Regions from separate parts of the Homo sapiens genome. Here region 2 is linked to region 1. A link is a loop called in an ENCODE intact Hi-C map of the cell type or tissue named here. Cell type or tissue: K562. All regions are shown on one strand. Links, peaks and the distances in the headings refer to the core of each region. The heading gives the core; the rest is flanking DNA.

Region 1 (16,959 bases), core at 3,916-11,915:
ACGTTATTTATATCTCACATATAAGGTTATATATAAGGTTATACTTGGAATAAAATGAACACTGAGATCCCTGGGGATAAAGGTCTTTAAAAGTCCTGAAAGAATCTTGCACTCATTGCTACTTCTAACTAGTCTAGCTTTCTGTGTGATTTCTGGCTAAACAATGGACTAATCACCAACAGCAGGTGCACTTGCCTGGTTCTTCACTAAAAATGCCACCATTTACTGTCTCTTACAAATTACAGCAAGCAAAAGTGGTGTATTTCCCTCCTGTAAGAAAGCAAAAACAATGTGCAATTCACAAAATTACATATTTCTCAATTGAACTAAAAATCTCCTATATGATGCTATGAACTTAAACTTACAATATAGCAAGTAAATGCGGAGCAGTCCCTTCCTTTTCACTCCTCTGTGCTTTCCCACACACTGCCTTGCAAACACCCCTCCTCTCCCTCCCCACGTTAACTTTGATCATCTCCAAAACTGACTTTATTTACCAGTCCTGAAAATCCTTGCTTCTATCACAGCATTTAGCACAATATGTTGTAATTATTTCACTGTTTCCCACTGAAACCAAGAGTTTCTTGAGGGCAAGGGCTGTGTCCTTTTTCTCTACAACCCTAAAACCTAATACATAGTAGCAAATGCTTTAGGTTTTTAAAATAAATTAATGATGAAAATTATTATCTTTAGAGCAGTGTTTCTTAAACTATCTTCCAAGGAATATTTGTTTTACCAGAAGAACTGTACCCCAACAGAAAGATGCCATGATCACCTGCATTTGAGAAGTATTACAAAACTGTATTATATGGTCAACAATCAAGAAATCCCTTCAACTTTGCCTAATTCCAATTTGACAATACTTTTTGTGGCAAACGTTAACATTTTAGGAACTAGAGTTTCAGGGATACAGTTGCCAGAACTTCCCAGTTCAGGTGGAGGTTTCCTCTGGGTGGTACAAACTTGCTTGATTTACTTCTGTAAATGGTGTCAGGATCCAATGTCAATGTCAGGCACTCCTGATCCGAATGGGTCACTAAGGAAATGAGCTCTGAATTAAGAGAGACTGGCTTCAATGCACTTATTTTCATTATTATTAAATAGTCCATGGGATTTCTCCTAATACAAGAGGATAGATTTTTATCTTAACTGTTAGAAAGCTCAGTATATTCTGTGTAAGAGAGACAGGTTAAAAGTGTTTGAAAATAAATATTAAAAAAGCAAAGCTCAGTAAGAAATTTTATTCTCAATTATAATGATAACCCTGGGATGCTAATGCAACTTTACTTTTTAAATCCATTTGTATTGGTTTCCATTCAAATTGCTATTTAACATTTTTTTTTTACTTTAGGCAAAATGTAAATCAGAAATAAAATTACAATGGCTTATCAATAAAAGTTTTAATATTGATGTATATGGCTTATTTCTAGCATAATAAAAGCCAATAAGTCACTTGCATTTTTAAGGGACATTGTTGAGAAGCATGACATAATGTTTGCAATATTCATAAACTAGCCAACTCTCACCAGGAATAACCTAAAAAGGCTTCCAGGCATTCTTATGAGCAGATGACTACTTGTGGTATACATATAAAAAAGAGCTAAAAAAAACTTTTGAATTCTAAACTTGAACCCCATAATTGAGGGATTTATAAACTATAGACTATATATTATAAACCAATATACACTGTCTTGAAAATCTTGAAATCTTTATGAAAATATACTATAAAACAGGAGTTGTAAACTCAAATACTTATAAGGATGAGGAGATGACCTAAGTAAGTGAAGTACTCAGGTGGGCACAGAAGCCAACTGGAGAATCTGTGCCTCCTACACAGGGCAACCTCTGCACAGCAGACCAAGCAGTGATGCGGTTCCGGGGACACCAGATTTGATTCTTAAGACAGGCCTGAGGTCCAGATTTCTGCATGAGTCTACTAAATTTCACATGCTAACTCAACTTAAAGAGGCAAATGAACAAATCTATGTGCCACAGTTAGACTATAGCCCTTGTGTATTTATAGTTTCCATGAATGTGTACTAAATGATTTTGTATAAACCAAGTATTTGCATGTGAAACTTTTTCTGTCTCTAGTATCATGTGTTTTATATAAAAATCAGCCCCTGATATATATATAATAAAAATTGCTGTTAAGACTCATAATACCCACCTGAAGAATTTTCCCAAAATTTATTCATTTGAAATCTGTTTGTATATTATTTTCCCAGATTGTTAACCAAATAGATAATTAGATCATAAGACTGCCGAAACTAACTTATTAAAAGAATTCCTATAGTATTCTCACCGACTTCATGGATTTCAGTGTTTAAAACTGACATCCTGATTGTGCCAAAGCTCTATAAACTTAACAGACATACTGACATAGTCCATAATACAATTTCAACTGAAAAAAAAAAAACGGTTCAGGATTTGCTACTAATCTAATTGAGAAAATTTCACTTGTAATGAACATTTGTTGACACATAATCACTTGAATGGTGACAAAGGAACATGAAATTGTGAAAGGGTCAGGCTTTACCTATTGAAAGATTACCCACAAGCAAATTGCTAAAGGCTCTCTGAATGGCAGTGAATGATTCCTGGTGGGAAGGAAAAGGTGTGTTTCTGTAAGCTGAGATATATTGCCAGCAATATTTCCTTTTACTTTCCAGTCACAAATGTAGAGAAAGATAAGTCAGGCTAACATTATTGGAAAGGAGAACTTTGAAGAAAGTAGCACCTATCAAATGCCAACTCTTTTAGAGATTTCTTATGTTTTTGAGATACGGGAATTTATATACTGCACTTACCTACTCTGTGGTTCTCAATCAGGAGTGTATTCAAACCCTGAGGTGTTTTTTTTTTCTGTTGTTGTTGTAAGAGACAAGAGTCTTACTATGTTTCTCAGGCTGGACTCAAACTCCTAGGCTCAAACAATCCTCCCACCTCAGCCTCCTGAGTAGCTGGGACTACAGAAACAAACCACTGTGTGCGGCTTCAAGAAAATATTTTTAACCATACCTGTTCAGACCTTATTAGCTCAGTTACATCAAAATCTTCAGGGGAAAGCCTACATTTGTACACTTTTAACAAAATTCCCCCAGGTCACTGTAATGCACAATTCTAGCTGAGAATTACTGCAGAGAATTACTACTGCTGAGAATTACTACAATCACTTCACTTTCATCACTCACCCACACCACCAATATCCTTTATCAGCTTGGGATGTGGCCAAAAAGAGAAAAGAGTATGAGATAGAGTTATTTATTAACACTCCAGTTAATTTTCCTGGCTATGGGTAGAACAGGGACAAGTAAACTCGAAATCCCACTTGATTTTGCTATTTATAAGCTCCTTATCTCCTACCTTCCCACCAAGACATTCTAGATTTGAGAGGAGAGTTTGGACTCTTGGCTAAGTGGCTGTTTTTGCCAGGATGGGTAATAAGTCAGTCACTAATTCGTTCGATCATTTGCTGAAGTGTTTCTCACTGCATCACCAGCTATTCACAGCCAATCTGGTTTCCTCAGAGTCCTCTAAAAATTAATCTTTAAGCAAGTTTCAATCACTTTGTTTACCAAACCAAAAATAATTACCCCAAAGCTGAAGAGCACTTTGTCTCAATACATAAACTGGAAAAACAACAAACTAAAAAACAAAACCTCTTATTAGCATTTTTCCTCATTACCTAATTTCCAAGTGACCTACATGTTTTTGATTGCTCTCCTTTTCCTTCCCCATTTTTCCCTCTTAAACTTTGCCACTGAAAGGCACATCAGTTTTTTTTTTTTTTTGAGAAAACTGTCAGCAGCAGCAAGATTTCCATTTATTGCAAGTTGCTTCAGTTTTGTTTTGAGTTTTAAGATAAAGCCTATTTCCAGGGTAAATTCTTTTCCTGTGTCTGCGTGTGTGTGTGTGTGTGTGTGTGTGTGTGTGTGTGTGTGTGTGTGTGTTTTACGTAATTAGAAAAAAAAATACACCTGGGGTAGGAAACAAATACTTGAAGAAGTTTTACCTTAACAAATTCACAAATACTTCCCATAAGTGCACTAAACAAGCTGTGCCCTCTAATGCTTCTTTAAAAGTATCAATATTTAAAGTAAAACCTGAGACAATTAAGCTATTTCAAAATATTTTCATTCAGGAATGCCTGATCATCCAAATATGAAAAATTGACTCTTACCTATGTCAATGTTAAAACAAATATTTTGAAAAGAAAGTTGATTGATCTATACCTTGTTTAGTGCTTCAGTATTTGCATGGTGGGAAAGCAGGCTTCCTGCCAGTGAAGTCCCCTTATCATAGACAGCATCATGAAGAGCAGTGTTGCCGTAGACATCCTCAATGTTTACCATCATGAAGAGCAGTGTTGCTGTAGACGTCCTTAATGTTTGGACTGGTGCCATGTTCCAGCAGAATAATGGAACACGTCTCTTCCTGGCAATATACAGCCTGTCAGTGTTAGATGAAAACTTAGACTATAAATTCTAAGAATTCAAAATACATATTCCACAGGTTTCACCAACTAGTTATATTTAAATGAGATACATTCATTTTAATTCTATGTATTTAGTGAAATCTTTTTCGTGCTGAGAGAGTTGGCTGCTGTATACCTTCATTAAAGGCGTCCTGTTTAGTCTGTCACAGATGTCGATCTGACATTTTCTGCTCAGCAAGAGAGTGACCACTTGCACACGGCCGTGGGCACAGGCCAAATGTAGAACAGTCCTAGGAGAGTGAGAGGGGTTTTCAGGAAATTGTAGTGCAGTATCTCAAAACCTACAATGGTTCATGTCATTGTAAACATTGAAGAGCATTCCTCTGCCTTCAAAACAAATAATTTTCTTTTGAAGAAAGTACATTTATTAGCTCTTACTGCTCACTCCCTTAATGAAACAGCAGCCTATTTGGACAGAATGAGCTTGGTGTTTGGATTCAGTTCAGCTGGGGCTTGAGTTCTACTTTGAACTCAGCCACGTACCAGGTATTGCTTAGCCTTTCTGTGCCTCATTTTCCTCATTAATAAAATAAAGATGACAATAGCAGCTAGTTCACAGGACACCATTGTGATGCTTAAATGGGAATCTATGTAAAGTATTTAGAACCATTTCTAGAACAAGCAACAACTCAATAATTGTTAGATTGTTGGTTTTTTTTTTTTTGAGACAGGGTCTTGCTCTGTTGCCCAGGCTGGAGTGTAATGGTGTATTACATATATTTCATATATTAATGGTGTATTACATATATTTCATATATTAATGGTGTATTACATATATTTCATATATTAATGGTGTATTACATATATTTCATATATTAATGGTGTATTACATATACTTCATATATTAATGGTGTATTACATATATTTCATATATTAATGGTGTATTACATATATTTCATATGTTAATGGTGTATTACATATACTTCATATATTAATGGTGTATTACATATACTTCATATATTAATGGTGTATTACATATATTTCATATATTAATGGTGTATTACATATATTTCATATATTAATGGTGTATTACATATATTTCATATATTAATGGTATATTACATATATTTCATATATTTCCTCACTGCAGCCTGGAACTCCTAGGCTCAAGTGATCCTCCTGCCTCAGCCTCCTGAGTAGCTGGGACCACAAGAGTACACCAGCATGCTCAGCTAATTATAAAAAAAACCTGTAGAAGGAATCTTGCTTTGTTGCCCAGGCTGGTCTCAAACTCCTGGCATCAAGGGAACCTCCCATACTTCTATATCTATTGTCACTTTCAATGGTCACATATTATTCCATCCTATGGATGCAACTGAAACTTATTTATAGGACACATTCTGAGGGTTCTTTTTAACATAAATGCTGAGAAAAACAAAGTACACGTATCTCTATTTTCTAAAGGTATTTTAATACAATGGAATTGATAGGTAAATGGCATATACATTTTTAAAATGTGGTAATTACCACCAAATTATCTATTTGAAAAGTCATCAGCAACTTAAACTTTAGGCAGCAGTGTAAGTACCACTGCTGTTTATTCTCACAAACATTGTGGATAGAAAAGAGTCTCATTCCTCTTTTAACTTAAATTCTTTTACGAGAAACACTAAGGACTTTTTCCTATGTACATAAGTAACTTGTGGATCTGCAGAAAAGTACGTTGCTCACTTTTAGAGTTCTTTTCTTGTGGATTTGATTTGAAAGAATTCCCTATAAAATAAAGATGTGCTTTTTATCTGTATATAAATAACTGATATATATAACATTATGTCACTATTATATACAATTTTTTATATGTATAATCAGTTATATATCATAATATATATAATAAAAAGTAAATTCCCTGTAGGATGAAGATACACTTTTCATCTGAATATCTATTTATATATATATTAGTAAAAACATATACATAGTAAATATTTTTCAAGTATGTTATCGTTTGTTAATTTTTTTCTTATACACAGGGGGGTTTTAATTTTTTTTTTTTTTTTTGAGACAGAGTCTCGCTCTGTCACCCAGGCTGAAGTGCAGTGGCGCGATCTCGGCTCACTGCAACCTCCACCTCCCAGGTTCAAGTGATTCTCCTGCCTCAGCCTCCCGACTAGCTGGGACTACAGGCGCGTGCCACCATGCCAGGTTCATTTTTTGTATTTTTAGTAGAGATGGGGTTTCACTGTGTTAGCCAGGATGGTCTCGATCTCCTGACCTCATGATCCGCCCACCTCAGCCTCTCAAAGTGCTGGGATTACAGGCGTGAGCTACTGCGCCTGGCCTGGGGGTTTTAATTTTTAGTTTGCTAAATCAACCTTCAGAATGCCTGCTTGTGAGGTCATTCTTAGGAAGGCCTTTGGCAATGTAAAATGTACCTGTATAAATAAGCATTTGTGTTTTCTTCTGGTACTTTTCTCATTTTGCATATGTAAAAAATTCAATCTGTATTCCATCAGGAACTCATTTTTGTGACATAAAATTTCATTAGTTTTCTTCAAAGAGCAGGCATTTTATTAACAACTCAACCCTTCCTACTCATCTGAAATGTTACCATTATCAGTCCTTACATCTATATCTTACATATATTTCAGTGTTTCTGGGTTTCCATTCTGTTCCATGTATTTATGTCTTTTCAGCTGATAGTAAATAATTGTGGGAATTAATAGCACATTTTGATATCTAGAGGAGCAAGTCTTTTTTTCACTCCATTATAAAAATTTTTAAATGTCATCACAATATTAAGACAGCAGATGTCGTGCAAAAATGATAAATCCTTGATATTTTCATTCGGTTTATGTAAAACTGATAAACATGGAAAGAGCTCATGTTTTGAGAAAACCGAGTCTTCCCATTCAAGGAACCCGCCTCCCACTTCCAAGTGTCCCTCTAAGAAGCTCCAGTAAAGAACCTGTCTACCTGGGTGGATTCGGATGTAAAACCGACACAGGCTTTTATCTGAGAACTTTCCGCCTACTGAACATGACTCATGGTATTTTTGACATGGGAATGAGTTCTCATTAAGCACCTCCATGACCCCACGTTTTAAACGAGTATATGCTTAACTTTGTGAGTTGAATCACTCAACTTCTCCACCAAGTGCTCCAGGCGGGGAATTGCCAGCGATGGAACGCAGCTGAGGCTCCGTTTGGCTCCGCCGCTCTGAGGGTGCCCAGCGCCCTCCAAGGCCCCCGTCCCAGGGGCTGCGGGGCTGCGGGGAAGCCGGGCCTGGGGACCCCCTCCCACCCCGGCTGAGCCCCCGCTACCTGTCCTGGGCATCCACGTCCCGGCACCTGCGCGCCAGGCGGCGCTCCACCTCCGCGGCGTCGCCCTTGAGGGCCGCCCTGTGGATCTTCCGCAGTTCCGCGTCCCTGGTGTGGTACGCGGGACCCGGGTACTCGTGGTCGATGGAGCCCAGGACCGCCCGGCCCGGGCGTCTCCCGAAGCTGAAGAGCTTCCTCATGGGGCGACTTCTCCTCAGACGCCCACCACCGGCTCCTGAGCCCCCGCGGCTCCTCGTGGCCTTTCCACTAACCCTAACCCCAAACCCGAGATGTAGCTCAGAATCCGCGACCCGGCCGGGTCCACCACAGCCTTCAGCAGCGACACTCGCAGCCTCTGACCTCTCAGCCCGCGAAGCCGTTAGGCGCGCGCCTGCAGCTCAGCGCCCGCGCGGACTCCGGAAGCCGCTCCCAAGCCCGCGCTGCCGGCAGGGGGCGGCTGCGGCTCGGGCGCAGGCGCCGCTGGCTTGCGGGTTCTCCTGGGCTCGCCCGGGACGTCCCGTAGTCGCAGGCGCGCAACCCGCCCGGCCTGAGGGCCCGCCTGGCCGTGACCCCCGCCCCGCTCCTCCTCCGAAGAGAGATCGGGGCCGCTGGCAGGGGCCCTCCGCAGCCACCAGGGATGGGGCTGTGGGGCAGTTCCCGCCCCGGTGCAGCCGCCGCCGGGCAGACCGCCTGGCTTGGCTGCAGCCGCGGCATCTGGCTCCGGTTCTGCGAGGCTGGGAGCTCCAGCGAGCTTGGGAGCTGCCAGGCGGCTGCTGCGAGCAGGCAGAGGGCGCCTGGAGCTTGGGCCCTCAGGCGGCGGAGCATGGCCTGGGCGGCCTCTGGATCGCGAGTGCACCTGGCCTGAGAGCCTGCCAGGCCCTGCCCCCGCTCGGCTCCTCCTCTGCCGGAGCTCCGGACCGCTAGCCAGGGGCCCTCTGCAGCCACCGGGAATGGGGCTGAGGGCGGGTTCCCGCCCCTGTGCAGCCGCCCCAGGGCCGACTGCCTGGCTCGGCCGCAGCCACTGGTACATCTGGCTCCGGTTCTGAGATGTTGGGAGTGCGGGCGGGCTCGGGGGTTGCCTGGAGGCTGCTGCCTGCACACAGAAGGCGGCTGCAGCTTGGGTGCCCAGGCGGGCTGGAGGGGCATGGCCTGGGCGGCCCCGGGATCGCCAGCGCGCCCAACTGAGGGTCCCCAGGACGTACCTCCCGCCCCACTCCTCCACCGCAGGGAGTTCGAGGCCGCTGGCATGGGCACTCGGCATTCACCCCGATGGGGTTGAGCGGCTGGTTCTCAGTTCTCGCCCCTGTGCAGCCGCCGCCGGGCAGAATGCCTGGCTTGGCCGCAGCCCTCGGGACACCTGGCCCTGGTTCTGCGATGCTGGGAGCGCGAGCAGGCTCGGGAGTTACCAGGCAGTTGTTGCCTGCACACAGAGGGCGACTGCAGCTTGGGCGCCCAGGCGGCGGAGCATGGTCTGGGTGGGCTCCAGAACGCGTGCGCGCCAGGCCTGTGGGCCCCCCTGGTGGTGCCACCCGCCCCGCTCTTCCTCTGCCGGAGCCTGGAGCAGCTGGAATGGCCACTCTGCAGTCACTGGGGATGGAGTTAAGTTTTCTTATCCCATGCATGCACACGAAAAGGTAACTATTATGTGAGGTAATTAACATGTTAATTGACTTCATTTTGGTAATCATTTCAGAATGTGCATATATAAACATATCACACTGTCCACCTTGAATATGTGCAATTTTTATTTCTCTATTAAACCTCAGTAAAGCTGAAAAAATTAACAAGATCAAAAGGATAACCCCGCAGTTTTATAGTAGTAGTTGGACACTTCAATACCTCATTTATGGGCAAGGACTTCATGTCTAAAACACCAAAAGCAATGGCAACAAAAGCCAAAATTGACAAATGGGATTAATTAAACTAAAGAGCTTCTGCACAGCAAAAGAAACTACCATCAGAGTGAACAGGCAACCTACAAAATGGAAGAAAATTTTCGCAACCTACTCATCGGACAAAGGGCTAATATTCAGAATCTACAATGAACTCAAACAAATTTACAAGAAAAAAAAAACAACCCCATCAAAAAGTGGGCGAAGGACATGAACAGACACTTCTCAAAAGAAGACATTTATGCAGCCAAAAAACACATGAAAACATGCTTACCATCACTGGCCATCAGAGAAATGCAAATCAAAACCACAATGAGATACCATCTCACACCAGTTAGAATGGCGATCATTAAAAAGTCAGGAAACAACAGGTGCTGGAGAGGATGTGGAGTAATAGGAACACTTTTACACTGTTGGTGGGACTGTAAACTAGTTCAACCCTTGTGGAAGTCAGTGTGGCGATTCCTCAGGGATCTAGAACTAGAAATACCATTTGACCCAGCCATCCCATTACTGGGTATATACCCAAAGGACTATAAATCATGCTGCTATAAAGACACATGCACACGTATGTTTATTGCAGCACTATTCACAATAGCAAAGACTTGGAAGCAACCCAAATGTCCAACGATGATAGACTGGATTAAGAAAATGTGGCACATATACACCATGGAATGCTATGCAGCCATAAAAAATGATGAGTTCATGTCCTTTGTAGGACATGGATGAAATTGGAAATCATCATTCTCAGTAAACTATTGCAAGAACAAAAAACCAAACACCACATATTCTCACTCATAGGTGGGAATTGAACAATGAGAACACATGGACACAGGAAGGGGAATATCACACTCTGGAGACTGTGGTGGGGTGGGGGGAGGGGGGAGGGATAGCATTAGGAGATATACCTAATGCTAAATGACGAGTTAATGGGTGCAGCACACCAGCATGACACATGTATACATATGTAACTAACCTGCACATTGTGCACATGTACCCTAAAACTTAAAGTATAATAATAATAAAATAAATTAAAAAATTAATGGATAGAAAAACCAGATAGAAGCTTGATGAGAAATGGAAGACCTGAACAACAGTATAAGCCATTTAGAGCTAATACACATATGGAGAACAGTCCACCCAACAACAGCAGAATACACATTCTTTTCAAGCGGATATGGAACTTTCTCTAGGATAGGCCATATCTTCGTCCACAAAATATGTCCTAATCATTTTTAAAACCTTGAAATAATACAAAATATAATTTACAATCACAATGGAAGAAACAACAGATACATAAAAAATGAAAACTGGAAAATTCACAAATATGTGGGAATTACAGAATACACTCTTAAACTAACAGTGAGTGAAGGAATAAATCACAAGCAAAATTATAAAACATCTTGAGACAAATTAAAATAAAAACAAAACATACCAAAACTTATTGCATACAGTGAAAGTAGAATTCAAAGGAAAATGTATGGCTATAAACAACTACATTTAAGAAAAAATCTCAAATCAGTAACTTCACTCTATACCTACGGGCAGTAGAAAAAACAAAAAAAGACTAAATCCAAAGCTGGAAGAACGAAAGAAATAATAAAGATTAGAGCATAAATAAATAAAATAGAAGGTTGAAAAGCAGTGGAAGAAATAAACATAGCTAGAAGTTGATTCTTTGAAAGATCAAACCTTTCACTATATTTACTGAGCAAAAGATGGAAGACTCAGTATTAAAATCATAAATGAAAGTGGCACCATTACTACCAACTTTACAGAAATAAAAAAGGATTATAGGACTATACTGTGAACAACTGTATAACAACAAATTAGGTGCCCTGGATGAAATGGATGAATTGCTAGAAAGACACAAACTACCAAAATGGCTCAAGAAGAAAGAGAAAATCTGAATAGACAAGGAGATTGAATTAGTAATCGAAAGCGATATAACAAAGAAAGATTTATGACCAAATAGCTTCATTAACTGGTGAGTCTACCTAACATTTGAAGAATTAACACCATTTCTTCCCAAACTTTTCCGACAAAATGTGTGAAGAAGGAATACTTGCTAATTCACTTTTTGATAACAGCATTATCCTGATACCAAAGCCGAGATCGCGCCATTGCACTCCAGTCTGGGCAACAAGAGCGAAACTCCGTCTCAAAAAAAAAAAAAAAAAAAAAAAAAAAAAATCAGTGTAATATACTATAATAGTAAAATGAATAAGCACATGATTATTTCAGTTGATGCAGAAAAAACATTGATGAAATACAACACCCGTTTATGATAAAAATACTCAATAAACTAGGCATAGAAAGGAACTTCTGCAATATGACACTAGGATATATAAAAAACTGACAGTTAATATCATGCTCAATGATGAAACACTGAAAGCTGTTTCCCTAACATCTAGAACAAGGCAAGGATGGTGACTTTGCCCCTTCTATTCAACATAGCACTGGCAGTTCTAGCCAGAGAAATTAGGCAAGACAAAGAAATAAAAGGCATCTAAATTAGAAATAAAAAAAGAAGTAAAATTATATCTACACATTATCATATATCTATGAATCTCCAAAGAAAACACAAAACCCATTAGAACTAATAAAATAGGCAGGATGCAAGACAAACATATGCAAATTAGTTTTATTTCTATATAGTTGTAATGAACTATCAAAACATTTTTAAAATCCCATTTATAATAGCATCCAGAAATAAGATATTCAGGCATCAATCTAACTATGGTGGTATACACAAAACTTTGCTGAAAGAAACTAAAGAGAGTTGAAATAACTGGAAAGATATTCTGTGTTCATGGATTGTAAGACAATATTGTTAATATGTCAATACCATCTATAGTAATCTATAGATTCAATGCAATACCATCAAAACCCCAAAGACATTTTTTGCAGAAACAGAGAAACTCATTCTAAAATTCATACAAAAACTCAAAGGATCTGACATAGATGAAACGATCTTGAAAAAGAACATTGGAAAACTCACATTTTCCAGATTCACAACGTGCTACAAATCTACAGTAATCAAGAGAGTGTTTTACTGGCATAAGACCAATTGACATTTAGACCAATAGAATAGAATTGAGATCCTAGAAATTAGTCTTCACATATATGGTCGACGACTGTTCAACAAGGGGGCCAAGACCAGTCAATGGAGGAATGAACAGTCTGTTCAACAGCTGGGTATCAGTGCACAGGAGAGAAGTTAGACCCTTGCCTTGCACTATATACAAAAATTAACTCTAAATTAACAGAAGACTTAAATATAAGGACTAAAATGTGTAACTCTTGGACGAAAACACACAGGAAACCTTCATGACCTTTGAGTCTTAAGTGTTTTTTGAAATATGACAGAAAAGCACAGATAACAAAAGAAAAAATACATAAGTTAGATTTAATCAAAAACTTTCATGCATCAAAGGACACTATCAAGGAAATGAAAAGACAACCCATAGTATGTGAGAAAATATGTATCTGATAAAAGAAAAATGTGTATCTGATAAAAGCTTAATATCTCAAAACTCAACAACAGAATTTCTAACATCCCAATTAAAAAATAGGCAAAGGACCTGAATAGACGTTTCTCCAAAGAAGATAAACAAATGTCTAATAAGAACAAGAAAAGATGCTCAACACCATTATTCATTGATAAAATGGAAAACCAAACCAAAATGAGATGCCACTTTGCTTCCACTAGTATGGCTTTCATAACAACGACACAGAAAATAAATGTTGCTAAGGAGGTGGAGAAATTGGAGCCCTCATGAACTGGCTGCTAGGAATAGAAAATGATGCACTTGCTGTGAAAAACAATTTGGTACTTCCTCACAGAATCACACAGAGAACCAGAAATTCCACTCCTAGGTATGATACACAAAAAAGTTGACAGCAGGGTCTTGAACAGATATTTTTACACCAAAGTTAATTGCAGCATTATTCGCCATAGCCAGAGACAACCCTTGTCCATCAACGAATGGATACACAAAATATAATACATAAATAATAGAATATTATTCAGCCATTAAAGGGGATGAAGTTCTGATACATGCAACATGGGTGAAACTTGGAAACATGATGCTGAGTGAAGTAAACCAGACATGAAATGACAAATGTTGTATGATTCTGCTGATATGAAATATCTAGAACAGGCAAATCTGTGAAGACAGAATGAAGATTAGTGTTTACCAGAGACTGGGGAGAGGAAGTAATGGTGAGTTACTGTTTAAGGGTACTTTATTTCTTTTTGTGATGGAAATGGAGATGCTGGTTGTACAACACTGGGAATGTACTTAATGCTATGAATTATGTACTTAAAATTGTTAAAATTTTAACACAATTAAAAAATTTAAATACAGATCTGATAATTATTTCTATATCCATTGTTATTTAAAAGTTATTTGCTCAGTTGCCAAATATTAAGGTTTTTCTGAACATATTTTTGTTATTGATTTTTAATTTAGTCCTGTTTTGCTCAGAGCACAAACTGTCTATGATTTAATTTCTTTTATATTTAGTGAGAATTATTTGATGGTCCAGTACTTGATCTATCTTGATTAATGTTCCACAGACATTTGAAAAGTAGATCTGATTATCATCACCTTTACTCTGTTGATGTCTGTTTCACATTTTGAAGTTTCATTAGGTTCATCCATTTAAGATTGTTAATTTTATGAACTGGCCTTTTTTGATTATGACCTGACACCTTTATCTTTGGCAGTACTCCTGTTTTGAAGACCACTTTATCTAATATTAATATGGGCACACCATGTAGGGTTAGTATTTGCATGGCACATTTACATCCATACCTTTGCCTAAATGATGTAATAATTACTTTCCAAAACCACCTCCAAAGATGTTCTAAAACTATTATAATTAGGGATAGTTTCACCAGATCTTTCAAGAACTTTTAAATACCAGGGCTTAGATGACACTGATACCAGGGTACACAAAAATGCCATTAAGATACCTATTATAATTGGAATTTTCAGGGATCAGCTGATAAATGGCTTTCTGGTCCGCCTTTCTCTCACATTAGTCTAATGGGTTTGTTAAACTACCCTGTGTTCATTGCCCTGGTCATCGAGGACATAATTGAAATGGATGTACACAGCAACTTACAGAAATTGCATTGGTTTGTTGAAATGTAGAATAAGATCAATTATGGTAGGGAAGACCAAGCAAAAGTTCCGGTATTAGGCAGCGCTTTTCATAGAAACAGAATCAATAGGACACACACACACACACACACACACACACACACACACACACACAAACACACAGAGAGACAGAAGGATAGAGACAGAGAGAGAGAGAGAGACAAAAAGAGATAAATAAAGAAAATTTATTGTGGAAATTGGCTCACACAATTATGGAAGACAAAAAGTCCCATGCTATGCCATCTGCAAGCTGGAGAACCAGGAAAGCCAGTGATGTAATTCAATGAGTCTGAAGACTAAGAACCAGAAGAGTCAATGGTGTAAGTCCTGGCATCCAAACGCTCAAAAACTGGAGCTCCTCAGGGGAAGAGAAGATGGATATTGCTGTTATAGAAGAGGAAGCAAATGTGCCTTTCCTCTGCCGTTTTGTTGTATTCTGGCCTTCAAAGCTTGCGTGATGCTTGCCCACACTGCTAAGGGCAGGTCATCTTTACTCAGTTTACTGATTCAAATGCCAAGTTCCTCCAAAATCAGTCTCACAGTTTTCTGGGTACCCCATAAGCCAGTAAAAAAATAAAAGTAATAAAACATAAAATGGAATAGGAAATGGTAAAATAAAACATAAATGGTTAACATAAAATTCACCATCACATTCTCTCATGAAAACAGAAAATCAGCAACGAATAAGATGGCAGTAATAATAGCATTCTCAAAGATAAAAGGGGTGCAGGTGTCGAAGTCCCTAGCACATCCCCATTTAATGTACTGGAATGACCCATGCAAAATTTTGAATCTGGAGGATGATGGGGGAATCATGTAAATGTCAGCAACTGATAATTCCAAATGCATCTGCTGTGTATTGATATTATGTAGTATCTGTATTTTAACAGCTCAACCCAGCTTCTACTCTTGGTTTTGCATCTATGATCTGACAAATATCACTTTCTATCCCCTTCATGAAAACAGATAAAAGGTATTTTCATTCACCAGGGTAGACCACAGAACATATTTGCTGTCTTGCCCAGGGCTATGATTGTGTTTTGTTATAATATGACCTGAAGTAACCTTAATAGTCTTAAAATTACAAAGACCAAAATATTGATCACTATATTGATGATATCAGATTTATCAGCCCTAGTGAGCAAGAAATGTCATTTTCTGATACTCTTGTACAGGAATGTGAACAATAAACCATAATCTGAAACATAAAACCTACAGTCTTGAGACTGGCCTTTCACTGGTAAATATTTTAGGTTTGCGGTTGCCCTCAGTAATTCAGGATACCTTCCATGTAGAGGACAAGATGGTAAATTATTGCATTTTGTACCAGCTGACATATAAAAGCATCGCAGTGTTGGTTATGGTTCTCTGGATTTTGGGCACTATGTAAACACCCCACTTGGGAATACTGCATCAACCCATGTCTCCAATTTGTAATGGCTTTCAGCACAAGCAAGTCTTTTGTTCTCGTGAATTGGCAGAATTAAGAGAGCTCTTCATGACTGAGGTTAAACAGAAGCTCTGGCAAGCCCCCATGAGAAAGTTTTAAGTTATGTTTATATATGTATATGTAATAAAAAGTAATAGAACGCAAAAGGGAAAAGTGTCTCAAAGTTTCTTACTCTGTGTAAAAATAAGTACTATTAATAGCTTTCATGCAGCGTTTAATTATAATAAATATTATAAAAATTGTAAATAATACATATGCATATTCTTCCTTTCCCATAAGGTACTTTTATCTTACATATAAAATACATCTATTTTCATTTTCCTATTTGTGACTACAGGACAATTTAAAAATTACGATCTGTATTTATTTTACTTCAGTGATCTTCGCTGAAAAAGTTTCAACTGATTTTATAACGAATTAGATATAATCTGATTAGATATATTAGATATAACCTGAAATAATCATATAATTTAAGAAGTGGAAGAGAACTTGGGTATTACTGTTTTATGGCATAAAAAAGGGCTGAAGTCAAATAATAATAACGAACGTTTCTTGATCATTTACTATTTGTTAGGAACTTTGTTACAATTAATTTTCACAACAACCCCATGACCCACGTAATAGTTTAACCTTGTTTATTTTTTGCAATAAATCTATGGTATAGGTACTATTAATATTAGCAACTTCCTGGCTA
Region 2 (16,959 bases), core at 2,876-10,875, 170 kb before region 1:
CAGTGTTTAGATGAAACAGATTATTTTCTAGGGAGACGTAAGTTACAAAAAAGACTCATAAAGAGATAAAAGATCAATAATCCTTTTTTTACAGTTGAAAAGGTAGCCAAATAGCTCCAATTAAATATAACCAGACAAAATTGTTTATGATTGAATTTTATCAAGCTTCAAGGAATAGATAATGTTTTCACTGAAGAAGGCATTAGCTAAAAAATAAAATCATAATAATAATCTGGTTTGTTTTCTGTTTTTATGTTTCAGAGCATAAAAAGATGGAAAGCTTCCAATTCACGCTGCCAAGCATAACTCTGACAGCAATTCAACAAAGCAGCACCAAAAAATACACCTACAGGTTAATCTCACTTGTGGAATATATAAACACAAAGTAAAAGTCTAGGCTGGCTGTGGCGGCAGGTACCTAGAATCCCAGCTCCTTGGAGGCTGAGGTGGGAGGATTGCTTGAGCCCAGGAGTTTAAGACCAGCCTGGGCAACACAGTGAGAACCCCTGTCTCAAAGAAAAATTTTAAAAATCCATGGTATTGATCTTGTGTTTACCCAAGAATGCCACAAGACAACACAAAATAAGGGAGAGATAAGATATCAAAAGGAAAAAAAGAAAAATGAAAATCAGTAGAAAGAAAATGCAGCAGAGGCTGTGCAGAGTGAGAGGGCGAAATAGAAGCCTCCACTGATAGTTCCCCCCACCACCCAGAAACACTAAATTTGACAACTATCTGTACAAAAAAGCACCTTCATAAGAACCAAAAATCAGGTAAGCAATCGCAGTACCTGGTTTTAACTTCGTTTTGCTGAAAGAGGCACTGAAGAGGGTAGGAAAGACGGCTTTGAATTGCTGACGACACTCTCCACCCCCTGGCAGCAGCCACACGGCACGGGTAGGATCTGAGCAGCTGTGGGAGGGCGGGCGCGGCACCTGAGATGTGCATTGAACTCAGTGCTGCCGTCACAGTGGAAAAAGCAAAACCGGGTTGAACTCGGGTGACGCCCACCCATGGAGGGAGCACTGAGACCAGCCCCAGCCAGAGGAGAACCGCCCAGCCTAGCAGTGGGACCCGAGTCCCAGCAAGCCTCAGCATCTCGGGCTACGCCGCTCTGGGGTCCTCAATACACTTGAAAGGCGGTCTAGGCCAGGAGGACTACGACCCTCTACAACCCTTACGCAAGCCCTGGTCCTGGTGCCTGTGGACTTGGGGGACTTGGACCTAGTGAGACACCAGCCATGGTGGTTAAGGGAGTGCTTGTGTCACCCATCCCCCAACCTCAGGCAGTGCAGCCTCTAAAAGAGATTTCCCCTTCTTCTGTTTGAGGAGAGGGAAGAGTACAGAGGACTTTGTCTTGCATCTTGGATACCAGCTCAGCCACAGCAGAATAGAGCACTGGGCAGAGGACACCAGCTCAGCCACAGCAGAACAAGGCACTGGGCAGAGGATAGCAGCTCAGCCACAGCAGAACAGGGCACTCAGCAGAGGACACCAGCTCAGCCACAGCAGAACAAGGCTCTGGGCAGAGGATACCAGCTCAGCCACAGCAGAACAGGGCACTCGGCAGAGGATACCAGCTCAGCCACAGTAGAATAGGGCACTGGGCAGAGGATACCAGCTCAGCCACAGCAGAACAAGGCTCTGGGCAGAGGATACCAGCTCAGCCGCAGTAGAATAGGGCACTGGGCAGAGGATACCAGCTCAGCCACAGCAGAATAGGGCTCTGGGCAGAGTCATGAGGCCCCCACTCCAGGCCTTAGCTCCTGGGTGGCCTTCCTAGACACACCTTGGGCCAGAAGGGAACCCACTGCCTTGTAGGGGAGGGCCCAGTCCTGGCAGGATTCATCATCTACTGACGAAAGAGCCCCCGGGCCCTGAATAACCAGCAGGGGTCCACAGGGGTACACCATGGGCCTTGGGTGAGACTCTTGAGATGTGCTGCCTTCGAAGACATGGTAGTGGCTATGGTGAGAGACTCCTGCTTGAGAAAAGCAGAGGAAAAAGTAAAAGGGGACTCTGTCTTACACCCTAGGTACCACCTCAACTATAATGGGGTAGAGTACCAAGAGGCTCTTGGAGTCCCCAGTTCAGGCCTTGACTCTTTTTTTTGAGATGGAGTCTCACTCTGTTACCCAGGCTGGAGTGCAGTGGCACGATCTTGGCTCACTGCAACCTCCACCTCTGGGGTTCAAGCGAGTCTCCTGCCTCAGCCTCCAAGTAGCTGGCATTACAGGCACTTGCCACCATGCCCGGCTAATGTCTGTATTTTTAGTAGAGACCAGGTTTCACCATGTTAGCCAGGTTGGTCTCAAACTCACGACCCCAGGTGATCCACCCCTCTCAGCCTCTCAAAGCGCTGGGATTATAGGCATGAGCCACCGCCCCCGGCCCAAGGCCTTGACTCTTGGATGGCATTTCTGGTCCTGTTCTGGGCAAGAGGGTAGCCCACTCCCCTGAAGAGTAAGTCCCAGGCCTGGCAGCATTCACCACAAACTGACTGGAGAGTCCTTGGGCCTTAGCTGAACATCAGCAGTAGCCTGGCGGCACTCTCCATGGGCCTGTGGTAGTAGTGGCCATGAGCAGCGGCTCCTCCGCATGTGGAAAGCAGATGGAAGAGGAGGAAGGACTTTGTCTTGTGGCTTGAAGGCCAGCTTAGCTGCAGGAGTTTAGAGCATAAGGTAGACTTCTAAGGTTTTTGACTCCAGCTCTTGGCTCCCAGACAGCATCTCTGGACCCGCCCAGGGCCTGGGGGGACTGGCCACTCTGAAGGGAAGGATACAAGCCTGGCTGATTTCGCCACCTGCTGATTGTAGAGTCCTAGGGCCTTGAGTGAACATAGGTGGTAGCCAGGTAGTGGTTACAGCCTTGGGTGAGACCAGGTGCTGTGCTGGCTTCAGGTATGACCTAGCACAGTCCCAGTGGTGGTGGTCACCAGGGGGCTTGTGTCACCCCATTCTCAGCTCCAGGTAGCTCAGCAAAGAGTTAGAGACTCTGGGAGAAAGTAAGGAAAAAGAACAAGAGTCTCTCCCTGGCAATCCAGAAAATTCTTCTGGATCTTATTTAAGACCACCAAGGTGATACCTCTACATGTCTGCATGAACCACAGAATTAGGGGCTTGGAGTGTTCCCTAATGAGGTACGGCTTAGACCACAACACTCAAGTCCCTTCGTATGCCTAGAAAGCCTTTGCAAGAAGGATGAGTACAAATAAACCCAGACTGCAAGGACTACAATGAATACGTAATTCGTCAATGCCCATATACCGATGAACATCCAGAAGCATCAAGACCATTCAGGAAAACATGACCTCACCAAACAAATGAAATAAAGCACCAGGGACTAATCGTGGAGAAACAAAGATATGTGACGTTTTAGACAGAGAATTCAAAATAGCCATTTTGAGGAAACTCAAAGAAATTCAAGATAACACAGAGAAACAATTCAGAAATCTATCAGATAAACTTAACAGAGATTGAAATAATTAAAAAGAAGCAGAAACTCTTGAGTTGAAAAATGCAATTGACATATTGAAGAAGGCATCAGAGTCTCAAGAGCAGAAGTGATCAAGCAGAAGAAGGACTTCGTGAGCCTGAAGACAGGCTATTTGAAAATACACAGGAAAGACAAAAGAAAAAAGGATAAAAGAAATGGAAAGATATTCCATGTTCATGGATTGGAAGAATCAATATTGTTAAAATGTACATTACTACCCAAAGCAATCCACAGATTCAATGCACTCCCTATCAAAATACCAATGACATTCTTCACAGCAATAGAAAAACAATCCTAAAATTTATATGGAACCACAAAAGACCCAGAATAGCCAAAGCTATCCTGAGTAAAAATAAACTGGAAGAATCACATTACCTGATTTGAAATTATACTATAGAGCTATAGTAACCAAAACAGCATGGTACTGGAATAAAAACAGACACATAGACCAATGGAACAGAATAGAGAACCCAGAAGCAAATCAATAAATCTACACTGAATTCATTTTTGACAAAGGTACCAAGAACAAACACTGGGGAAAGGATAGTCCTTTCAATGAATGGTGCTGGGAAAACTGAATATCCATATGCAGAAGAATGAAACTAGACTAGACAGCTATCTCTCACCATTTACAAAAATCAAATCAAAATTGGTTAAAGAGTTAAACTTAAGACCTCAAACTATGAAACTACTAAAAGAAAACACTGGGGAAACTCTCCAGGACATTGGACTGGGCAAAGATTTCTTGAGTAATACCCCACAAGCACGAGCAACCAAAGCAAAAATGAACAAATGGATCATATCAAGTTAAAAAGCTTCTGCACAGGCCAGGTGTGGTGGCTCACACCTGTAATCCCAGCACTATGGGAGGCTGAGGCAGGTGGATCACTTGAGGCCAGGACTTCAAGGCCAGAGGTGAAACCCCACCTCTACTAAAAATACAAAAATTAGCCGGGCATGGCAGTGCACTCCTGTAGTCCCAGCTACTTGGGAGGCTGAGGCACGAGAATCTCTTGAACCCAGGAGGCGGAGGTCGCAGTGAGCCAAGATTGTGCCACTACACTCCAGCTTGGGCGAGAGAGCAAGACTCTGTCTCAATAAATAAATATATAAAATATAAAAGGCTTCTGCATAGCAAACAAAACAATTAAAGTGAAAAGACAACCCAAAGAACTGGAGAAAATATTTGCAAACTACCTATATGACAAGGGTTTAATAAACAGAATATATGAAGAGCTCAAACAAGTCTATAGGAAAAAATCTAATAATGTGAAAAATGGGCCAAAAGGGCCGAGTGTAGTCACTCACACCTATAATCCCAGCACTTTGGGAGGCCTAGGCTGGAGGAATGCTTGAGCTCGGAGTTCAAGGCCCGCCTGGGCAACAATAGTGAGATCTTGTCTCTCTCTCTCTCTATGTGTATAACATATACATACATACATACACACACACATATATATATACATACATATATATATACATACATATATATATACATACATATATATACATACATATATATATATACATACATATATATATACATACATATATATATATATATATATATATTTTTTTTTTTAAAGGGCCAAAGATCTGAATAGGCATTTCTGAAAAGAAGACACACAAACACCAAACAGACATATAGAAAGGTGCTCAGCATCACAGATCATCGGAGAAATGCAAATCAAAACTACGAGACATCATCTCGCCCCAGTTAAAATGGTGTGTATCTAAAAGACAGGCAATAATGAATGCTAGCAAGGCTGTGGAGAAAAAGGAATCCTGGTACGGTATTGGTTGGTGGAAATGTAAATTAGCACAACCACTATGGAGAACAGTTTGGAGGATCTTCAAAAAACTAAAAATAGAGCTACCATATGATCCAGCAATTCCACTGCTAGGTATATACCCAAAAGAAAGGAAATTAGATGTGGAAGAGATGTCTGCACTCCTATGTTTATTGCAGCACTGTTCACAATAGCCAAGATTTGGAAGCAATGTAAGTGTCTACCAACAGACGAACGGATAAAGAAAAGGTGGGGCCGGGCGTGGTGGCTCATGCCTGTAATCCCAGCACTTTGGGAGGCCGAGGCAGATCACCTGAGGTCAGAAGTTTGAGAACAGCCTGGCCAATATGGAGAAACCCCATCTTTACTAAAATACAAAAATTAGCTGGGCGTGGTGGCGCACACCTGTAGTCCCAGCTACTCGGGAGGCTGAGGCAGGAGAATTGCTTGAACCTGGGAGGCAGAGATTGCAGTGAGCCAAGATTGTGGGCAACAGAGCAAGACTCCCTCTCAAAAAGGAGTAAATAAATAAATAAATTTAAAAAGGTGGGACATATAAACAATGGCGTACTATTCGGCCCAGAATGAGATTGTGTCATTTGCAACAATATAGATGGAACTGAGGTCATTATGTTAAGTGAAATAAACCAGGCAGGGGAAGACAAACTTCACATGTTCTTCTTTGTGAGAGCTAAAAATTAAAACAATTGAACTCATGGAGGTCGAGAGTAGAAGGGTGGTTACCAGAAGCTGGGAAGGTAGTGGGGGATGCGGAGGGTGTGGGGATGGTTAATGTGTACAAAAAAGTAGAAAGAATGAATAAGACCCAGCATTTGGTAGCAAAACAGGGCGACCATAGTCAATAATTTAATTGTAAATTTAAAAAGAACCAAACGCGTGTAATGAGATCATTTGTAGCACAAAGGATAAAGGCTCAAGGTGATGGAGACCCCAATTCCCCTGATGTGACTCCCACGTGTCACACGCCTGTATCAAAGTACGTCATGCACTCCATAAGTATATACACCTACTATGTGCCCACAAAAATTAAAAATTAGAAAAAGAAAAGAGTTTAAAATAGAAACAATTTTAAGTCTATAAATCAGTTTTTCAGCAGTCTATTAAAGGAATAACAGGCCGGGTGTGATGGCTCACACCTGTAATCTCAGCACTTCGGGAGGCTGAGGCGGGTGGATCACCTGAGGTCAGGAGTTTGAGACCAGCCTGACCAACATAAGAAACCCTGTCTCCACTAAAAAAAATACAAAATTACCCAGGCATGGTGGCAGGCGCCTGTAATCCCAGCTACTCGGGAGGCTGAGGCAGGAGAATCACTTGAACTCGGGAGGCGGAGGCTGCGGTGAGCTGAGATCGTGCCACTGGGCAACAAGAACAAAATTCCAATCTCAGAAGAAAAAAAAAAGGAATAACACATTATGATCGAGTAAGGTTTATCCCAAGAATTTGAAGATGACTCAACATCAGCAAGTCTATTAATGTATTTCCCTTTATTAACATATTAAAGAAGAGAAAACAATATCATCTCAATTAATGAAAAAAAAATCCATCTCAAAATTGAGTACTCATCCTGATGAGAAGAAAAACTTTTAACAAGAAAAAAAGATACTTCCTGAAGTTGATAAAGCTTGTCTACCAGAAACCTACAGAGTAAATCTCACAGTTGATGATTAAAAAAAAAAAAACTCATTTGTGGCAGTTACCAATTTACTGCCTGTCAGCTCCAAATCCACCTCTTTGCTTTGTGAAAGTGGATGCTTGCTGTGAACGTTTTTCTTGCCAGCTGACAAAATGCTAAGCTGTGTCAGTAGAGGGCGCTGGAGGCACACGACAGGAGGGCGTCTCACTGTCCGGTCACCAGAGTGCGGCTGCCAGCGGTATGTGGGTGGGACACCCGGCCGCACTTGTCCACCCACACGTTTTACTGAGACCGCGCAGGAGGATTCCTGCTGGCCAAACACGTTATGACCTAGTAGGGTTTATCCCAGGAATTTAAAGATGACTCAAATCAGCAACTCTCTCAATGTATTCTACTTTATTAACATATTAAAGGAGAAAAAATAACTCAATGGACAAAAAAACTGTTTTTCTTTTTTTTTTTTCCCTAATTGAGTACGCATCCAGATTAGGAAAACAAAACAAAACAACAAAAAAAACTTTTAGTAAGGTATCTGTCACCTAACCACCATTAATCTCCCATTTTGACTAGTGGCCACGCTGTCACTTTGGGTCCCCGTGCATGAACATCAATTCAGAGCCAATGCTTCAGTCATCTCAGAAGGCCTGGGTAGTTTGCTTTCCCCAGTGCACAGTCACTCTGTAAATAGCACAGGTCTTCTGAGTAGGGCCTAGAGGGAGACTTACAGTAGGTACTTGCAGCAGGGCTGCAGAGTTCATTCTTTGGGGGAAATCCCCCCACACCCTCACACCCCAGTTCATAAAGGGGCCCTGGGGCTGTGAACTGACTCAGTCCTAAGAGCTAGGGGAGAGGCCGTGACTCTCTGCTGTGGTGATTCAAATCAGGTTTCTGGCTACCAGACCCAGAATTTTTTTCTGTTATACTTGAGTAGGCAGCCCAACAATTTTGTTCCTAGAGATACCATCATTCATTAGCCATTGCCAAGAATCCCAGTGGCCAAAGGCATTCTGATTACATCTCTGCCGCCCTTCGTGGTAAATGTGCCCACCTTATCTCTGACAATTAAGTGCTCCCAATTATCCGGAGGCACTTCAGGATCCCATCACCCCACTGATACCAGGAAGCTCATCTCAATGACAACATCCTTAGGGTCACACCTGCCTATGTAGGAAAGCAAGCACAGAGCTTTTAGAGAGGCAGATGCTCCCCTCACTATTCTATTTCTCAATGTCTTAGTAAAGAAGTGTCTTCTGGGCCTTCTCATGGTTAGGAATGGGTGCTTGGTGGTAGACGTGTAAGTCACACATGATAAATCCACTGTGACATTCCTGTCTCCCTACATCTTTGGATTCTCTCCCCCAAATCATAGCAGGGAAGCTCTGACATCTCCACCTCATCAAATGTAGGCAAATGTTGAGTCACCTCCTGCTGCTCAAGCTAAACCATGAAATCCAGACTCTCTGGTAAGTGCATCTATATCAATGAATTAAACAAATGGAGTGTGATAGCCTACCCTGTTGGATCTAACACTCTTAGAATCAACTCGACATGTTTCCCAGGTTTCTTCCAATATTTATTAGCAAAATCTTACCATTCTTTTGGTGTGTAAGTGATTTCCTTCTGAGTTAGTTATCTGAGTTTTATGTCCCACTGTAACATGCTAAGATTTGACCCTAGTTATGGATCCAGTGACAACAGGGGTGACTGTACCAGGTCTGAAGAGTGAGCCGTTTCCAAGGCATCCTCCCAGATGAAGTTATCACAGGGGTGACTGTACCAGGTCTGAAGAGCAACCCTTTCCAAGGCATCCTCCCAGATGAAGTTATCACAGGGGTGACTGTACCAGGTCTGAAGAGCAACCCTTTCCAAGGCACCCTCCCAGATGAAGTTATCACAGGGGTGACTGTACCACGTCTGAAGAGTGACCCCTTTCCCAGGCATCCTCCCAGATGAAGTTATCACAGGGGTGACTGTACCAGGTCTGAAGAGCAACCCTTTCCCAGGCATCCTCCCAGATGAAGTTATCACAGGGGTGGTGACTGTACCAGGTGTGAAGAGCGAGCAACCCTTTCCAAGGCATCCTCCCAGATGAAGTTATCACAGGGGTGACTGTACCAGGTCTGAACAGTGAGCCCTTTCCAAGGCATCCTCCCAGATGAAGTTATCACAGGGGTGACTGTACCAGGTCTGAAGAGCGATCCCTTTCCAAGGCACCCTCCCAGATGAAGTTATCACAGGGGTGAATGTACCAGGTCTGAAGAGTGACCCCTTTCCCAGGCATCCTCCCAGATGAAGTTATCACAGGGGTGACTGTACCAGGTCTGAAGAGCAACCCTTTCCAAGGCATCCTCCCAGATGAAGTTATCACAGGGGTGACTGTACCACGTCTGAAGAGTGACCCCTTTCCCAGGCATCCTCCCAGATGAAGTTATCACAGGGGTGACTGTACCAGGTCTGAAGAGCAACCCTTTCCAAGGCACCCTCCCAGATGAAGTTATCACAGGGGTGACTGTACCACGTCTGAAGAGTGACCCCTTTCCCAGGCATCCTCCCAGATGAAGTTATCACAGGGGTGACTGTACCAGGTCTGAAGAGCAAGCAACCCTTTCCAAGGCACCCTCCCAGATGAAGTTATCACAGGGGTGGTGACTGTACCAGGTCTGAAGAGCAACCCTTTCCAAGGCACCCTCCCAGATGAAGTTATCACAGGGGTGGTGACTGTACCAGGTCTGAAGAGCGAGCAACCCTTTCCCAGGCATCCTCCCAGATGAAGTCATCACAGGGGTGGTGACTGTACCAGGTCTGAAGAGTGACCCCTTTCCCAGGCATCCTCCCAGATGAAGTTATCACAGGGGTGACTGTACCAGGTCTGAAGAGCAAGCAACCCTTTCCAAGGCACCCTCCCAGATGAAGTTATCACAGGGGTGACTGTACCAGGTCTGAAGAGCGAGCAACCCTTTCCAAGGCATCCTCCCAGATGAAGTTATCACAGGATCTTCAGGCAAAGGAAGTGCGGTGTCCTCAGACACAGGAGGGCAGGGTACTTCCGCTGCCAAGGGAGCTTTAAAGTGATTTGCCAGTTTCATCCGAATCTGAGCAGGTGTTCTCATTCCAAGTTTCAGGGTCCTGTTCTTTCCCTGTGAGTGCTCTAACTTGCATATCAGTAACTTGGCATGACTATGACAAACTCATGTGTAATCCTGACTAAAACACCAGAACAGTGGTGTTGTATTAACAACCAATAATAGAAAAAGGATTCCCCATTGTCACTACTACAACCAACAAGTACACTGGACTTTCTAGCTAGACAACAAGCCATGAAATGAAAACAGACATATAAATAATAAAAAGGATAATATAAAATTGTTATTTGCATGCAGTAAGATTTTCCACCTAGGAAATCCAAATGAATCCACTGAAAAACCATTAGAGGGTTTAACAAATCCACAGCAATACACAAAAGAAATACCTTTCCACATACCATACACTTAGAGACAGAACCAAGAAGGTTTCGCAATGTTATCACAGAAAAACCTGGAAACAACCTAAATCTACTGACAGAATGGTTCACTAAATTTCAGTATATTCTGAGTGTGAGATATATTCTATCAATCAGCTGTACTGCTACAGAAAACATTAAAAACAAAGTAAATGTAAGAAGAAAACAACAGGCTCTGGAACACTATATATAGCATGATCCAATTTACTTAAGAAACAAATACTAGGCCGGGTGCAGTGGCTCATGCCTGTAATCCCAGCACTTTGGGAGGCTGAGGCCAGCAGATCACTTGAGGGCAGGAGTTCAAGACCAGCCTGACCAACATGGTGAAACCCCATCTCTACCAAAAATACAAAAATTAGCCAGGTGTGGTGGCAGGTGCATGTAATCCCAGCTACTCGGGAGGCTGGCAGGAGAATCACTTGAACCTGGAGGCAGAGGTTGCAGTGAGCCGAGATCGCGCCATTGCACTCCAGCCTGGGCAACAGAGCAAGACTCCTCTCAAAAACAAAACAAAACAAAAAACCACCACTGAGAATAGGTATGTTTTTAGGTATAAGTATGTATATGAAAAGAAATACATGTGGAAGAAACTTCCCTTCAGAAAGGGGAGTAATTTAAGAGGGCTTTCACTTTCTTTAACCTATGTATTTCTGTCTGAAATTGTAGCTGGACGTGGTGGTGCACACCTGTAGTCCCAGCTACTCAGGAGGCTGAGGTGGGAGGATCACTTGGGCCCAGGAGTTTGAGGCTGCAGTGAGCTATGGTGGCACCACTGCACTGAAGCCTGGGAAACAGAGAGAGACCCTGTCCCTAAAAAATAAAAAATAAAAAAATATATACTTATGTATTGCTTGTGTTATTGGGCTGAAGATCTGGGAAACTCTGGCGTCATCCCTTCGTGATCCATTTATCTACCAACTCACTGATAAATATCCAACACCTGCCAGGTATCTCACACTTGAAACAGGTAACATGATACATAATTCTTAAAGTGCAGGGCTACAGAACCCTAATTCTAATAGCCTACCAGGTATTTTTTTCAGTAAAGACCTGCAAGAGAGCATCTACAAATTCTCCTCTTTAACCACACATTTGGAATCCTTGACTGAAAACTCATTAGCTTTTTCCAAAGGCAAGCTGTATTATAACTAAGCTGGAAAATTTTCTCTTTATTCATCCAATAGGGTTATTTTGAAAGACTCCAGCTGGGGCTGGGCACGGTGGCTCACGCCTGTAATCCCAGCACTTTGGGAGGCCGAGGCAGGTGGATTACCTGAGGTCAGGAGTTCTAGACCAGCCTGGTCAACACAGTGAAACCCCATCTCTACTAAAAATACAAAAATTAGCTGGACGTGCGCCTGTAATCCCAGCTACTCAGGAGGCTGAGGCAGGCGAATCGCTTGAGCCCAGGAGGCCGAGGTTGCAGTGAGCCAAGATCACGCCACTGCACTCCAGCCTGGGCAGTAAAGCAAGACTGCATCTCAAAAACAAAACAAAAAAAAAAAAAAAAAGAAAGAAAGACTCCAGGTAGACTTAGACATAATTCTAACCTTAGATATATTATAGACCCAGCTTGGTTATTAGTATTGAAAATGCTCTTAAAACCACCGTGTCATATATATTTCACACAAGAAGAAATAAATTGAGTAAACATGTGGAAAAATGTTATGTTCACCTGTTAATAAGCAAAAATAAAAAATAAAACAACTCATTAAATTAGCAGACTTTGAAAAATATTGAAAATGGCTACTAATATTGAAGAGACCTTGAAATTACTGCCTGCAACACTGCTAACGGCAGCACAGATTCGAGAGTATTAGCAATGTTTATTAAAAGTCACAAAATACTAGTCTCTGAAACAAAAATCTCATGACTGAGATTGGCTTTTAGTAAATAGTTGCCATGAAGAAAAACAGTTCTTTGGGCAAAGCTTTAATGAGTGCATTATTTATAATAACAAACTTTAGAAACAACCTAAATATAAAAAAAAAGTGTAACAAATAAACTGTGGCACAACCATTCAATGGAACGTTAAACACAATTTTCAATTATTTTATAAAGAAACTGTAATAACATAAAAAATGAAAAGCAATGAGTAATTTTAAAAATCTTCACTCAACTGGGAATGTTATTTTTATAGTGTAAAAGATTAGTAAATTTTTTTTTTTTTGAGACAGATTCTTGCTCTGTTGCCCAGGCTGGAGTGAGTGGCATGATCTCGGCTCACTGTAACCTCTGCCTCCTGGGTTCAAGCGATTCTATTGCCTCAGCCTTCTGAGTAGCTGGGATTACAGGCGCCCGCCACCATGCCTGGCTAATTTTTGTATTTTTAGTAGAGACGGGGTTTCTCCATGTTGGCCAGGCTGGTCTCGAACTCCTGACCTCAGGTGATCCGCTGGCCTCTGCCTCCCAAAGTGCTGGGATTACAGGCGTGAGCCACCATGTCCGGCCTTTATTTATTTTTCTTTTTTATTTATTGGCCACTATACTATTGGGAAAAATTTTTAAATATAGTCATAATTTAAAAATAATTAATTTAAAAATTATGTCTTTTTTTGGTTTTTGTTTTTGAGACGGGGTCTCGCTCTGTTGCCTAGGCTGGAGTACGGTGGCGTGATCTCAGCTCACTGCATCCTCTGCCTCCCAGGTTCAAGCAATTCTCCCACCTCAGCCTCCTGAATAGCTGGGATTACAGGCGCACCACCATGCCCGGCTAATTTTTGTATTTTTTAATAGAAACAGGGTTTCACCATATTGGTCAGGCTGGTCCCAAACTCCTGAACTCAGGTGATCCACCCTCCCCGGCCTCCCAAAGTGCTGGGATGACAGGCGTGAGCCACTGTGCCCAGCCCATAAATTTGTAGGTCATAATTTGACTTAATAAATTTTAAGTCATAAATTAAGTCATAATTTGAAAATTATGAGTATACAGCAATATAGAAATCGAAAAATTTCTTATGTAAGCTCAATGATAAAAGCAGAAAACAAAATTTTACCTGCACTCTCTCAAATTACAGCTATATAAGATATCTATTCAGATGCATAACCCTGAAAGAAAACATGAGCTAAAGTTCATTAGGCTGAAAGAATGATGGTTGGTTTTCCTTCAAAATATTCTTTTTGTTTCCTCAGTATAAGCAGAGTACAAAAAAAAAGTCAAAGCATAGAAAAGCTGTGGGGACCCACCTGCTGCTCCTTTCTAAGGAACATTTCAATCTCTGTATGAGTCCGGGCCTCTTCTTCGGTTTTCATCCTGAGTTTCTGTAAGAACAATCAGATACCAGTACGTCTTCCCCGCAGGGCTGGGAATCAGAAGTTCTCAAGATGAGAGCAGCAGCTCGGTCGGTAGCTGAGGCTCCCTTTACCAGCTGGGATCCCGGGCTTTCAGTTCCCTGCAACTCCTGTTCACCAACACTGCAGAGCCACGTGGCGCGGCACTGTGTGGACTGCGTGTGTCCCTAACGAGACGAGCACAATCCCGTGAGCTGAACAGAGGTGCCCACTGAAGGACAGAAACGGCGCTCCAAGGGCACAAGGCTGTGGGGCTTAAAAAGGGGGATTCCGGAGTGCCAGGAAGAGTGTTGACGTGGCCTTGAGCCACGTCAGTCTCAGAGCGAGGAGTCCTCCCACACACAGATTCCACGGCCCAAGGACGTTTGTTCCTGCTTCCCTCTTCCCATCTGCCTGCTGCTCTTTCTTGTTTTCTTTTCTTTTTTGTGAGAAGGGAGTCTCCCTAGTTGAAGTCTGAAGTTGCCCAGGCTGGCTTCAAACTCAAGGATCCTCCTGCCTCACTGCCTCACCTCCGATTAGCTGGGACTAGTGCCTGGCTTTGCGTGTGTGCGTGCGTGCGTGCGTGCGTGTGTGCGTGCGTGCGTGTGTGCCATTTAGCATTCCCCTCAAAGAAGATCTACCACTTCTTTCTTCCTCCTGGCATTTTTCACCGTGACTTCTCATCCTATAAACTCAGGTTTGAACGAAGTTCAGCGCTCTCGATGCTGTATTTCTTACTGGAGGAGTGAAAGGTACTGGTTAGATGAAAGAAACAGCAGCAAAATCCTGCCATAACTAAGCACCTCGTTTTGCCCTCTCCCTATAATTAGTCAGAAAAATGGTGATTGGTTTGCCAAAATAAGAAGTGACCAAGGAGAGAAAGTGCAGCCAATTTTCAAAGTCATTATGAGGCGGGAGATGGAGGCTACAGCCCACTGGAATCTCTGCTTGCGAACACGCATATCCTCATTTAGGCTTTTATTTTCAACCTCAAGTGGAGGGGCTGTTGCCGATAGAGATGGAGGGAAATCTTTGTCTCCCTCCTTTGTTAGCTGAGAGGGGATCAGGAGTGACAGCTCAATTGCCATCTCCTGGGTTCTTGGCTAATGTCCCAGGGATTACCTCAATCTCTTCCACCAAGAGTTCCTCTGTTCTGTTACACTTTTTCTGGGTCTGGGCAATCTGCAGCTCGGTATTGGTTTTCATGTAGCGATTCTCCAAGTTGGATTTTGCCTTCATCTCTTGCAGTTGGTCCTTGAGGTTAGCAATATACTCATTCTGACTCTGTAGTGGAAAGACCAGGTTTCTAAATTGAAAATACATTCTACCTCCATTCAGTTCAGTCAGCGGCTTACGGTTCCCTTTTATGCGTATAAATCAATAAGGAACTGGAACTATTTTTCCGCTGTCACACAATGGGAAATTTAGCCAACAATCATGAAGTGTATAGATGAAAGTGAGTAACACAGCATTTCTAAGAATCAGGGCGCATCAGGGCTGTGAGATTAGTTCCCAGGCACATTATTGCTGTACTCCGTATGTCCCACACAGCTTTCTCATTTTGGTAGGAAGAACACTGGTCAAAATGATCAAAAGAACTGACTTCCCACCCAGGCCTCCAGCTGTGTGAACTTGGCCAAGTCAAATCTCCAACTTTTTACTTTCTATAAAACAAACACACAAACATACAAACACCCAACCTGCCTGAAGTATCTCAGAGAGTGATTATTAGGTTTCCTTGAGAACACGTGTGAAAACGCTTTCTTTTTGCAGGTCACCAAGTGCTTGGCAATTGTGAGGACTCAATAGTCATTAAGAAAAATATTTATTCAGCACCAGGCACTGAGCTAGGAAAATTGTGGAGATCTAAACAGACATATTCCCTTCCCTCATAGAGCTTACAGTCTAATAGAAGAGAGGTGGTTAAAAAGAGACAAACACATGTGTAAACTTCCAAAAATTGTGCAAAATGATAGAAAAGGAAGGCTCGAGAGGCTGTGGGAGGAAATAACAAGGGAGGAGTACATTAGACTCTGGAAGGTCTGAGAAGGACTCTCTCGGGAAAGCGATGGCTCATTCGATACCTGAAGGACAGGTAAGCCCACCACATGAAAAATAGGCTTGGCCAGGCACGGGGGCTCACGCCTGTAATCCCAGCACTTTGGGAGGCTGAGGCATGGCGACCAGCTGAGGTCAGCAGTTTGAGACCAGCCTGGCCAACATGGTGAAACCCCGTCTCTACTAAAAATACGAAAAATAGCTGGGAGTGGTGGCGGGCGCCTGTAATCCCAGCTACTCGGGAGGCTGAGGCAGAAGAATCACTTGAACCCGGGAGGTGGAGGTTGAAGTGAGCTGAGATCATGCCACTGCAGTCCAGCCTGGGTGATAGAGCGAGATTCTGTCTCAAAAAAAAAAAAAAAAAAGAAAAGAAAAAGAAAAAAAGGAAAGAAAAAGAAAAGAAAAATAGGGTTAAGGGAACTCTAAAAAAAAAAAAAAGAATAAGTATATGCCCAAATCCTGAAGCAATCAAGACCTGGATACATTCCAGGAACTGAAAGAAAGCTCCGGAGGCTCTAGCCTAGTGAGGGTTGAGGGGAGGACAGGATGAGGTTGGAGGTCGGTAAGGGCACCACACAGGACCCCGGAGACCCAACTGAGAAATTCAGATTTTATTCCAACTGTCATGGGAATCCTTGGAAAGCTTTTAGTCAGGGAGGTAACATTTGTTTGAAAAGAACTGTTTGGGCGGAATCAGTGTGTGAGTAAGTCCACAGGGAGGGGACCTGACGGCACAGCAAACAAGCACACGACTAGCAACAAAAGTGCTTCAACCCGAGACCTGCTCCTCTAGATACCAACCGCCTTTCTTCTCTTTTTACATTTTTTTTGAGATGGAGGCTCGCTCTTGTTGCCCAGGCTGGAGTGTAGTGGCATGATCTTGGCTTACTGCAAGCTCCACCTCCCAGGTTCAAGTGATCCTCCTGCCTCAGCCTTCTGAGTAGCTGGGATTACAGGTGCTCACCACCACACCCAGCTAATTTTGTATTTTTAGTAGAGATGGGGTTTCTCTACATTGGTCAGGATGGTCTTGATCTCCCGACCTCAGGTGATCCACCTGCCTCGGTCTCCCAAAGTGCTGGGATTACAGGCGTGAGCCACCACGCCTGGCCTCCAATTGCCTTTCGTCTTAACCATGTAAGTAGGGTAGAATTAGTTCTTTTGTATTAAAAAAATTTTTTTGTTTA

Evidence for each region. A loop is a pair of places that touch in the nucleus more often than their neighbours do. Peaks named below come from ENCODE experiments on the same cell type or tissue, not always from the same donor. Only the 100,000 strongest peaks of a DNase experiment are listed, where the experiment ranks them.
Region 2: a loop joins it to region 1, with 5 times the contacts of the local background. A loop is called at or near these places in 19 of 110 quality-filtered maps.

What each region holds. Positions count from the first base shown.
Region 1 is chr3:198,072,561-198,089,519 of GRCh38, forward strand. It overlaps the pseudogene ANKRD18DP. Among named protein-coding and RNA genes, the nearest start is that of LMLN-AS1, 42 kb to the left of the region's middle. RefSeq lists a silencer at 4,238-4,532. In K562, for the core only: CTCF peaks have their summits at 7,586, 7,797, 8,190 (motif pointing right) and 8,551; DNase peaks (open chromatin) are centred at 7,531, 7,951, 8,211 and 8,521; H3K4me3 peaks cover 1,963 bases.
Region 2 is chr3:197,899,045-197,916,003 of GRCh38, forward strand. It overlaps DRC9 (dynein regulatory complex subunit 9), which reads right to left. Exons shown (of 12, transcript NM_032263.5): 8 at 14,837-14,998; 9 at 13,631-13,705. LOC124906330 (a long non-coding RNA gene) reads left to right here and starts at 6,640. Exons shown (of 2, transcript XR_007096246.1): 1 at 6,640-9,394; 2 at 9,528-11,287. RefSeq lists enhancers at 497-1,269, 2,253-2,753, 13,587-14,786, 14,170-14,801 and a silencer at 7,105-7,154. In K562, for the core only: a CTCF peak has its summit at 7,105 (motif pointing right); a DNase peak (open chromatin) is centred at 7,187.